Linked DNA regions of Homo sapiens: region 1 is linked to region 2. Evidence: read pairs that join two places in POLR2A ChIA-PET (ENCODE). Cell type or tissue: PC-9. All regions are shown on one strand. Each heading gives the region's core, and the rest is flanking DNA. Links, peaks and the distances in the headings are about the cores only.

The links. Peaks named below come from ENCODE experiments on the same cell type or tissue, not always from the same donor. Only the 100,000 strongest peaks of a DNase experiment are listed, where the experiment ranks them.
Region 1: POLR2A ChIA-PET joins it to region 2 with 5 read pairs; 3 of 35 experiments call an interaction of 5 or more read pairs at or near these places.

The regions. Positions count from the first base shown.
Region 1 is chr20:49,761,282-49,766,656 of GRCh38, reverse strand. It overlaps LOC105372652 (a long non-coding RNA gene), which reads left to right. Exons shown (of 3, transcript XR_936825.3): 3 at 1,569-2,000. Among named protein-coding and RNA genes, the nearest start is that of SLC9A8, 49 kb to the left of the region's middle. In PC-9, for the core only: no CTCF peak of the experiment used is centred there; DNase peaks (open chromatin) are centred at 1,346 and 3,076; H3K27ac peaks cover 3,892 bases.
Region 2 is chr20:49,896,384-49,901,758 of GRCh38, reverse strand. No RefSeq gene overlaps it. Among named protein-coding and RNA genes, the nearest start is that of SPATA2, 16 kb to the left of the region's middle. In PC-9, for the core only: no CTCF peak of the experiment used is centred there; no DNase peak of the experiment used is centred there.

The sequences.
Region 1 (5,375 bases), core at 282-5,281, 140 kb after region 2:
ATAGTAGGTTAGTACAAAAGTAACTGTGTTTTTTGCCATTTTTTAAAAGAAGTGGTAAAAACCACAACTACTTTTGCACCGACCTATAAATAAAGCCCTAAAAGAGATTCTGTTGATTACTTCATTCCCCTTCTCCCCTGCCAACAGAACCTAATTTTGTTGGAACAAAACACAACATGTCATGTGCAGGAAATTAATTCTGATTGGTCTGAGCCAGCCATGGAAATCCTGTTGACAGTCTTGGAGTAAGCATTGGAAGCAGTCCTGGCAGTTGAGGCATTGGTGGAGGTCTGCTGAGGGTTTCTGGGAAGGAAGTTCCTTTCTATTAAAAGAGAGAAACTTTCCCACCTCCCAACTTCTTTTCTCTCTCACACATATTCTTCCAGCCTTTGGACATTGCTGTGCTAGAATGTGACATTTGAAGTTGTAGCAGCCATTTTGAGACCATGAGGAATCCTTGAGAAGCTTAGAGGCATTTGAACCAGAGCAACTCCGTCTTGAGTAGGGGCTGTATGAAATAAGGCTGAGACCTACTGGGATATGTTCTCAGGCACTTAGGCATTCTAAGTCATAGGATGAGACAGGAGGTCAGCACAAGATACAGGTCATAAAGACCTTGCTGATAAAACAGATTGCAGTAAAGAAGCCTGCCAAAACCCACCAAAACCAAGAAGGCGATGAGAGTGACCTCTGGTCATCCTCACTGCTATACTCCCACCAGTGCCCTGACAGTTTACAAAAGCCATGGCAACCTCAGAAAGTTACCCTATATGGTCTAAAAGGAGAGGCATGAATAATCCACCCCTTGTTTAGCATATGATCAAGAAATAACCATAAAAATGGGCAACCAGGCACTCTGAGGACTGCTCTGTCTATGGAGTAGCCATTCTTTATTCCTTTATTTTCCTAATAAACTTGCTTTCACTTTACTATGCGGACTCACCCTGAATTTATTCTTGCGCGAGATCCAAGAACCCTCTCTTGTGGTCTGGATTGGGACCCCTGTCCAGTAACAAGCTAATCCAATACCCCAGAACTGAGACGCTGAAATAGCCAACCCTGAAACAGTCCACCTATTGGTGTATTGTTACCTGAGATAATACTAAGTACTCTAGTCACTTAAGGCCCTCTTGACCCAGTCTCCTTACATGCAACTCAAAGTACTCTAATGAATCCACCTGCAGGAAAAGAGGGCCAAACAAAAAAGGCTGTGACTTCTCGGAGATTATTCTGGTTCAAAAGCTGGTTGAGCCTCTCCCAGTTGGCTCCCCCAATGTTCTATTAAGAAGCTCTTGCTACTTCCTGCTGACCAGGTCATTTAAAAGAAGAAGAAGAAAAAGCTGTTGCACACGATAAGCATTCATCATTCATTAGGACACTCCCACTATGGACTGGGTGCTGTAAACTTCCTTGTCAGCCTGAAAGTTGCCTGAAGCCTCATGCAAGCATTTACAACACAGAGGGTGAGAGTGGGCTGGCTGTGGAGTCTAGCCTCTAACATTTTTATTTGTTTTAATTTTCATTGTTAATAATTTCTTTTTCTTTCTTTTCTTTTTTTTTTTTTTTAGATGGAGTCCCCCTCTGTCACCCAGGCTAGAGTGCAGCCTGATTCTACAACTTGGCCATGTGATCCTGAGCAAATTACATTCCCGTTTCAGTTTTCCCTCTTCAACAACAACAAAAAAGCGTTGGATTAAGTAATGATTAAAACTCCTTTCTGCTGGGCGCGGTGGCTCATGCCTATAATCCCAGCACTTTGGGAGGCCGAGGCAGGCGGATCACAAGGTCAGGAGTTCGAGACCATCCTGGCTAATATGGTGAAACCCCATCTCTACTAAAAATACAGAAAAATTAGCCTGTAGTCCCAGCTACTTGGGAGGCTGAGGCAGGAGAATGGCGTAAAACCCGGGAGGCGGAGCTTGCGGTGAGCCGAGATCGCGCCACTGCACTCCAGCCTGGGAGACAGAGCGAGACTCCGTCTCAAAAAAAAAAAAAAAAAACACTTCCTAGAGTTCTACTGTCATCTTTTATTTTTCACCAATCCTCTAGATTCTTTTTTTATTTTCTTCTAAAAGGAACAAAAGTCCGCCAGGCACGGTGGATCACACCTGTAATCCCAGCACTTTCGGAGGCCGAGGCGAGCGGATCACCTGAGGTTGGGAGTTCGAGACCAGACTAACCAACGTGGAGAAACCCCATCTTGACTAAAAATACAAAATTAGCTGGGTATGGTGGCACATGCCTGTAATCCCAGCTACTCGAGAGGCTGAGGCAGGAGAATCACTTGAACCCAGGAGATGGAGCCTTCAGAGAGTCAGACCGCACCACTGCACTCCAGCCTGGGCGACAGAGCAAGACTCCTTCTCAAAAAAAAAAAAAGAAAGAAAGAAAGAAAAAGAAAAACGCCTAGACCTGGAATTTGCAGGGGAAAGAGCAAGACTGTCTCAAAAAAGGACTTAGAGGATCAGAGAAGAGTCACCAGTCAGATTGAGAAACCAAGCACATCCAACTGCTGGAGTAAAACTGCAAAAGGGAGGTGGTGGAGAGGTCTCTGGGAAGCAGTTCTTTGTGAGTCTACAGCCAAGAACCTAGTCATGGGCCTAAGCCAACTTTTGGAAAGCAGGCCAACAGTTAGAAAAAAGAGCTAGAGGTCAGGCGCAGCGGCTCACGCCTGTAATCCCAGCACTTTGGGAGGCTGAAGCGGTTGGGTCACCTGAGGTCAAGAGTTTGAGACCAGCCTGGCCAACAGGTTGAAACCCAGTCTCTACTAAAAATACAAAAGTTAGCCGGCATGGTGGTGTGCGCCTGTAGTCCCAGCTACTTGGGAGGCTGAGGCAAGAGAATTGCTTGAATCTGGGAGGCGGAGGTTGCAGTGAGCCGAGATAGTGCCACTGCGCTCCAGCCTGGGTGACAGAGCAAAACTACATCTGAAAAAGAAAAAAAGCTAGAGGTAGTATAGGAGAGAGCAGAGAGCAGTCCTGAAAACAGACAACCATAATCCAGTTTGATAGCTGTTTCAACAGGGTAAACACAAAGGTGCAATGGGAGCCCTAAGGGGTTTCAGAATCCAGTCTAGAAATCAAGGAAGGTGGTTGGGTGCGGTGACTCATGCCTGTAATCCCAGCACTAATGGGAGGCCAAGGCGGGCAGATCACTTGAGCTCAGGAGGTTGAGACCAGCTGGACAACATGGTGAAACCCCGTCTCAACTAAAAATACAAAAATTATCTGGGCATGTTTGTGGGTGCCTGTAATCTCAGCTACTCAAGAGGCTGAATCGTTTGAATCCAGGAGACGGAGGTTGCAGTGAGCCAAGATCGCACCACTACACTCCAGCCTGGGTGATAGAGCGAGACTCCATCTCAAAAAAAAAAAAAGAAAAGAAATCAAGGAAGGCCTCTTGGGGGAGAAAACATTTGAGTTGAGACCTGACGAAGGAGGAGACAGCCACATGAAATGGGGGAGGAGGGAGAGAAATTAGCATACGCAAATGTCTGGAGGTAATATAGGATATTGTCAGAGGTGTTAGAACCAGAGCGACTCCATCTGGAATAGGGGCTGGGTAAAATGTGGATGAGACCCAACGGGCTTCATTCCCAGGAGGTTAGGCATTCTTTCTCACAGGTTGAGATAAGAGGCCAGCAGGATTCCTATCACAAGATACAGGTCATTGAGACCCTGCTGACAAAACAAGAGGTAGTAAAGAAGCAGGTCAAAAGCCATCCAAACCAAGATGATAACAAAATCGACCTCTGGTTGTCCTCACTGCTCATTATACACTAATTAGCATGCGAAAAGACACTCCCACCAGAGTCATGACAATGTCCAGAAGCTACCCTATATGATCTAAAAAGAAGAGAAACCCTCACTTCCAGGAGCTCCCCAACCCTGCCCTGGAAAACTCATGAAAAATTCACCCCTTGTTTAGCACATAATTAGGAAGTATCCATAAATACACTCAGTCAAGCAGCCCATGCTGCTGCTCTGCCTACAGAATAGCCATTCTTTTATTCTTTTACTTACTTTTTTTTTTTTTTTTTTGAGATGGAGTCTCACTCTGTCGCCCAGGCTGGAGTGCAGTGGTGCGATCTTGGCTCATGGCAACCTCGGCCTCCTGGGTTCAGGCAATTCCGATACCTCAGCCTCCTGAGTAGCTGGGATGACATGGGCGCACAACCAGGCCCAGCTAATTTTTTGTATTTTTAGTAGAGATGGGGTTTCGCCATTTTAGCCAGGCTGGTCTTGAACTCCTAACCTCAGGTGATCCCCCTGCCTCAACCTCCCAAAGTGCTGGGATTACAGGCATGAGCCACCGCGCCCGGCCTTTATTCCTTTACTTTCTTAGTAAACTTGCTTTTGCTTTACTCTGTGGACTCATCCCGAATTCTTTCTTGTGAGAGAATTCTTTCTTGTGGTCTGGATCAGGACCCCTTTCTAGTAATAATATTAGGCAATTAAAAGTAGTTCAGTCTGGCTGGGGAACAAGTATGAAGTAGGAAGGGTCATGGGTGATGGCAGGGGACCAGGAGGTGCCAGATCTTGCAGGTCTTTATCAGTGAGGAGTTCAAACTCTGTCTTAAGAGTACTGGGGGGGTGGCCGGGCACAGTGACTCACGCCTGTAATCCCAGCACTTTGGGAGGCCAAGGCGGGTGGATCACCTGAGGTCAGGAGTTCAAGACTAGCCTGGCCAACATGGTGAAACTCCGTCTCTACTAAAAATACAAAAATTAGCCGGATGTGGTGGCGGGTGCCTGTAATCCCAGCTACTCAGGAGGCTGAGGTAGGAGAATCACTTGAACCCAGGAGGCAGAGGTTGCAGTGAGCGGAGATCGCACCACGACACTCCAGCCTGGACAAAAAGAGCAAAACTCTGTCTCAAAAAAAAAACTGAAAAAGTACTGGGGAGCCATGGGAGGGTTTGAAGCAAGGGAGAGGTAAGTATTGTTGAGGAAAAAAGCCAAACTCCGTAAAATATTTGAAGAAGTTTATTCTGACCCAAATATGAGTGATCATGGCCCGTGACACAGCCTCAGGGGGTCCTGAGGACATATGCACAAGGTGGTCAGGTTGCAGTTTGGTTTTATACATTTTAGAGAGATGGAAGTCACAAACAAAGACATAAAGCAATACATGAAATGTATACATTGGTTCAGCCTCAAAAGGCAGGACATCTCAAAGATGGAAGCAGAGGGACTTCCAGGGCATAGGTGGATTCGAAGATTTCCTTATTGGCAATTGATTGAAAGAGTGAAGCATTGCCTGAGGAGTTGAAGTCAGCATAAAGAAATGTTTGAGGTCAGGTGCGGTGGCTCACACCTATAATCCCAGCACTTTAGGAGGCCAAGACGGGTGGATCGCTTGAGCCTAGGAGTCCC
Region 2 (5,375 bases), core at 241-5,240:
CCTTGGGCCAAAGCCAGGCTCAGGTGCTGGATTGCTTTGAGCTATAGCATAGGAAACGGCATTGCCACCCTGGCTGTCGGGGGTAGCAGTTTCCTGGAGACGCACACCTACCCTGGGAGAGCTAAGGAAGCCAGGTGCTTGCTCCGCATCCAAAAGGGAACAGAGACTTCAGAGCAGATTGCTTCATGTACATTACATGTACATGTAAATGACAAACATATTTAAACCTCATTGGGCCCACCAGCTGGACAGCATTAGCTCTGCTGGCCGATCTGTGGCACCTAGGATGCTAGATTACCAATCTCAGGGATGAGAGCTGTGGCAGACACCAAATCGTACCCCAGTCTCCATCCCCTCCCCCTTGGTAGTAGAAGCCCCGGTTTTCAAATCTGTGGCCACCTATAGTAAAGATTGCCTTCCCTAGCCTTTCCTGCAGCCACGTGTGGTCAGATGACTGTCTGGTCCCTGGATGGAGAGGTGCTTTGTGTGGTGTCTGGGCATGGCCTTCAAGGAAGGGAGCTTGCCCTTCCCACCCAGCCCTTCTTCCTGGCTGGAATGGCTGTGATGGCTGGAGATGGAGCTGCTCTATGAAGCTGAGGGGGCCAAGCGAGGAAGGGGTGGGCAGCAGCTACAGCAGCTGGCCCTGATGCTCTGGAAGCTGCCCCCATGGCCTGCCCGTGCTGCCTGCCTCTAGGTCTGTTATATGAAAAATAAACTGTTATCTCACTTAAGCCCCAATTTGTCTATTTTTTTTTTTCTTTGAGACGGAGTCTCGCTCTGTCACCCAGGCTGGAATGCAGTGGCGCAATCTCGGCTCACTGCAAGCTCTGCCTCCCGGGTTCACACCATTCTCCTGCCTCAGCCTCCTGAGTAGCTGGGACTACAGGCACCTGCCACCACGCCCGGCTAATTTTTTGTATTTTTAGTAGAGACGGGGTTTCACCATGTTAGCCAGGATGGTCTCGATCTCCTTACCTCGTGATCCACCCGCCTCGGCCTCCCAAAGCGCTGGGATTACAGGCGTGAGCCACCACGCCCGGCCTAATTTGTCTGTTTTTAAAACCTTTTTGTTTACAAAAGACATGAAGCCTAATCTGGGCAACATAGTGAGACCCCATTAAAAAAAAATTAGCTGGGATGGTGGCACATGCCTTTGGTCCCCAGCTACTTGGGAGGCTGAGGTGGGAGGATCACTTGAGGCCAGAAGTTCCAGGCTTCACTGAGCTGTGATGGCACCAGTGCAGTCCAGCGTGGGCAGCAGAGTGAGACCCTGTCTCAAAAAAAAAAAAAAAAAAAAAGCAAAAAAGTGATACTAGTATAATGAATCCCAGCTTCAGCAATTGAACAGTTAGTTACCAACTTGTGGCCAATCTGGTTTTGTCTCTACCCTTGCCATCCACTTTCCTACTCCTGAACTCTTCTGAAGCAAATTCTAGATGTCTGTCTCATTTGTGAATTTTTCAGTGTTTATCTAAGAGACGAGGGCTTTTAAAACATGATACCTGCTACGGACTGCATATGTCCCCCCAAGAAAAAACAAACGTTGAAATCTAATCCCCCCAGTGTGCTTGTATTAGGAGGGCACTTTGGGAGCTGATTAGGTCATGTGGGTGGGGCCTTCACGAATGGGATGGGTGCCCTTACAAGGGGCTGAAGAGAATGGAGTTCTCCCAGCACAGGAAGACCCAGCGAGCTGACCGTCTGTGAACCAGGAATTGGGCCCTTGCCAGACACTGAATCTACCAGTGCCTTAATCTTGGACTTCTCAGCCTCCAGAACTAAGATAAATAAATTTTTGTTGTATAAAAGCTACCCAGTCTGTGGTATTTTGCAGCCTGAACAGGCTGAGACAGTATTACCTTCACATCTAACTTTTTTCTTGCGACGTGTTTGTTGAGGAAACTGGATTATTTGTCCTTTAGAGTTTGCCAGAGCCTAAATGTTTACTTCAGCCTGCTTGTTGTTTTAGCACTGGGAGTAGTTGTTCTCTCTGTTTACCTCCAATTTCCTACTGTTTATTTGCACATATTGTGCAAAAGTAGAAAAATAAATACTTCTTATGGGAATGATTCAAGGCTGCAGCTTCATAAATGAGAGATGAGAGGAAATCACTTAAGGCAGGGGTGAGCTTAAGGGATGGGAGTAGGTCCAGGTTTTCAGACATGCGAATCTCCACTGGTAACATATTTCAGGTCCTATGTGAGGAGGAGGAGGCGGTTCAAGTGGAACTGCAGGACTATACGGCGTTCTATTTTTAATGTTTTGAGGAGTCTCCATACTGTTTCCATAGCAGCTGTACCCATTTTATCATTTTTATTTATATTTTAATTAATTTTCTTATTGTACACCTGAACTTAATATATTTTATTTTTTTGAGATAGAGTCTGACTCCGATTACCCAGGCTAAAATACAGTTGGCATGATCTTAGCTCACTGCAGCCTCGACCTCCCAGGCTCAGGTGATCCTCCCACCTCAGTCGCCGGAGTAGCTGGGATGACAGAGGCACGCCACCATGCCTGGCTAATTTTTTTGTATTTTTAGTAGAGACGGGGTTTCATCATATTGCACAAGCTGGTCTCAAACTCCTGGACTCAAGCGATCCACCTGCCTCAGCCTCCCAAAGTGCTGAGATTACAGGCATGAGCCACCACACCCGGCCAGCGGTACCATTTTATATTCCCACCTGCAGCACAGGAGTCCCCATTTCTCCACCTCTTTGCTAACGCTTGTTATTTTCTGGGGTTTGTTTGTTTTTATAGCAGCCTTCCTAATGGGGTGAGATGATATCTTATTGTTTTGATTCATATTTCTCTAATGATTAGTGATGTTGAGCATCTTTTCATATGCTTTTCGGCCATTTATATATCTTCTTTGGAGAAATGTCTATTCAAGTCCTTTGCTCACTTTTAATTTTTGTTATTTTAAAAATAGAGACGGGATCTCTCTATGTTGCCCAGGCTTGTCTCAAACTCCTGGGCTCAAATTATCTCCTATCTCGGCCTCCTAAAGTGCTGGGACTACAGGCATGAGCCACTGTGCCCAGCCCTTTGCCCACTTTTTAATTGGGTAAATTTTTTGTTTTTTATTTGCAGTTCTTTATATAGTCTGGATATTGATCCCTTATCAGATACATGATTTGCAAATATTTTCTCCCATTCCATAGGTTATCTTTTTCATACTGTTATTTCTTTTGATGTGCAAAAATTTAAAAGTTTGATGTAGTCGGCTGGGCGTGATGGCTCACACCTGTAATCTTAGCACTTTCGGAGGCTGAGGTGGGCAGATCACCTGAGGTCAGGAGTTTGAGGCCAGCCTGGCCAACATGGTGAAACCCCATCTCTACTAAAAATACAAAAATTAGCTGGGTGTGGTGGCGCATGCCTGTAATCCCAGCTACTCAGGAGGCTGAGGCAGGAGAATCGCTTGAACCCAGGAGGCAAAGATTGCAGTGAGCCAAGATTGCGCCACTGCACTCCAGCCTGGATAACAGAGCAAGACTCTGTCTCAAAAAAAAAAAAAAAAAAAAAAGTTTGATGTAATCCCATTTGTCTATTTTCGCTTTTACTGCCTATGCTTTTGGTATAATATCTAAGAAATCATTGCCAAATCCAATGTCATGAAGTTTCCCCTTAAGTTGTCTTTATAGTTTTGGGTCATACATTTAGGTCTTTTATCTATTTTGAGGTAATTTTTGTATACAGAATAAGGTAGGGGTCTAACTTCATTCCTTTCCTTATGAATGTCCAGTTTTCCCAACACTATCTGGTGAAGAGACAGTCCTTTCCCCATTGAGTGGTTTTGGTACTCCTGTCGAACATCATTTGACCATATATGTGAGGGTTTATTTTTGGGCTCTCTATTCCATTCCATTGGTCTATGAGTGTATACCTGTTTTCATGCCAGTACCACACTAGTTTGATTACTGTAGCTCTGTAATATACTTTGAAATCATGAAGTGTAACGCCTCCACCTTTGTTCTTTTTAAAGATTGTTTTGGCTATTCAGGGTCCCTTGAGATCCCATATGAATTTTAGGATGGTTTTATTTCTCTATTTCTGTAAAAAATGCCATTTATAGGGATTGCATTGAATCTGTAGATCCACTTTGGGCAGTATAGATCGTTTTGTTGTTGTTTTTTTGAGACAGGGTCTCGCTCTGTCACCCAGGCTGGAGTGCAGTGGTGCAGTCATGGCTCATTGCAGCCTTGAACTCTTGGTTCAAGAGATCCTCCCACCTCAACCTCCCAAGTAACTGGCACCACAGGCATGTGCCACGCATGGCTAATTCTTAATTTTTTTTTGTTGAAACAGGGTTTCACTGTGTTGCCCAGGCTGGTCTTGAATTCTGGCCTCAAGTGATTTGGGAGGTCTTGGCCTCCCAAAGTGCTGGGATTACAGGCGTCAGACACCATGCCTGGCCCTATTTGTGTCTTTTAAAATTTCTTTCAGCATGTTTTATAGTGTTCAGTGTACAAGTCTTTCTTGCTGCTTGGTTAAATTTATTCCTATTTAATTCTTTTTGATGCTATTATAAATGGGATTTTTTTCTTAATTTCCTTTTCTGATTGTCCACTGTTTATGGAAATGCAGCTGACTTTTGTGTGTTGACTTTGTATCCTGCAACTTTGCTGAATTTATTTATTAGTTTGAACAGTTTTTTTCTTGTGGAATCTTCAGGGTTATCTACATATAAGATCATGTCATCCATGAGATAATTTTAGCTTCTTTCTTACCAACCAGGGTATCTTTTCTTTGGTTTTCTTGCTTAATTGCTCTGGCTAGAACTTCCAGTACTACGTCGAATTGAAGTGGTGAATGTAGGTATCCTTGCCTTGTTCCTGATCTTAGAGGATAAGCTTCCAGTCATTCACCATTGAGTATGCTGTCAGCTGTTATCCTAGATGGCCTGTATTGTGTTGCAGTAGTTTCCCTCTATTCCTAGGTGGTTGAGTGTTTTGATCGTGAAAGGGTGTTGAATGTGTGCATGTATTGCATGGTAGCTGGCTGTTGGGGTTTGCTTGGATTTGGGTCTGATCTCTGTGGTAAGAATACTTGATGCGTATTCTCTCATCAGGAGGCATATTATGTCGAGTTCTCTCCCTTTGGGGAATTAGCAGCTATTAAGGCTGTTACTTCCCACTTAGATCCATTATTTCACTGGAAGTTACAAAATAGAGATATTCCAATTCAATGATTTCTTCTTTGTTTGGCAGCTGGAATACTTCTATAAAAGGCAACTTCCCTGTGATGGTGGTTATGCGAATCTACACGATATAAAATTGCGTAGAACTAAACACACACACACACGAGTGCCTGTAAAACTAATGAAGTTGGAACAAGATCTGTGGACTGTGGCAATGCCAGTTTCTTGGTTG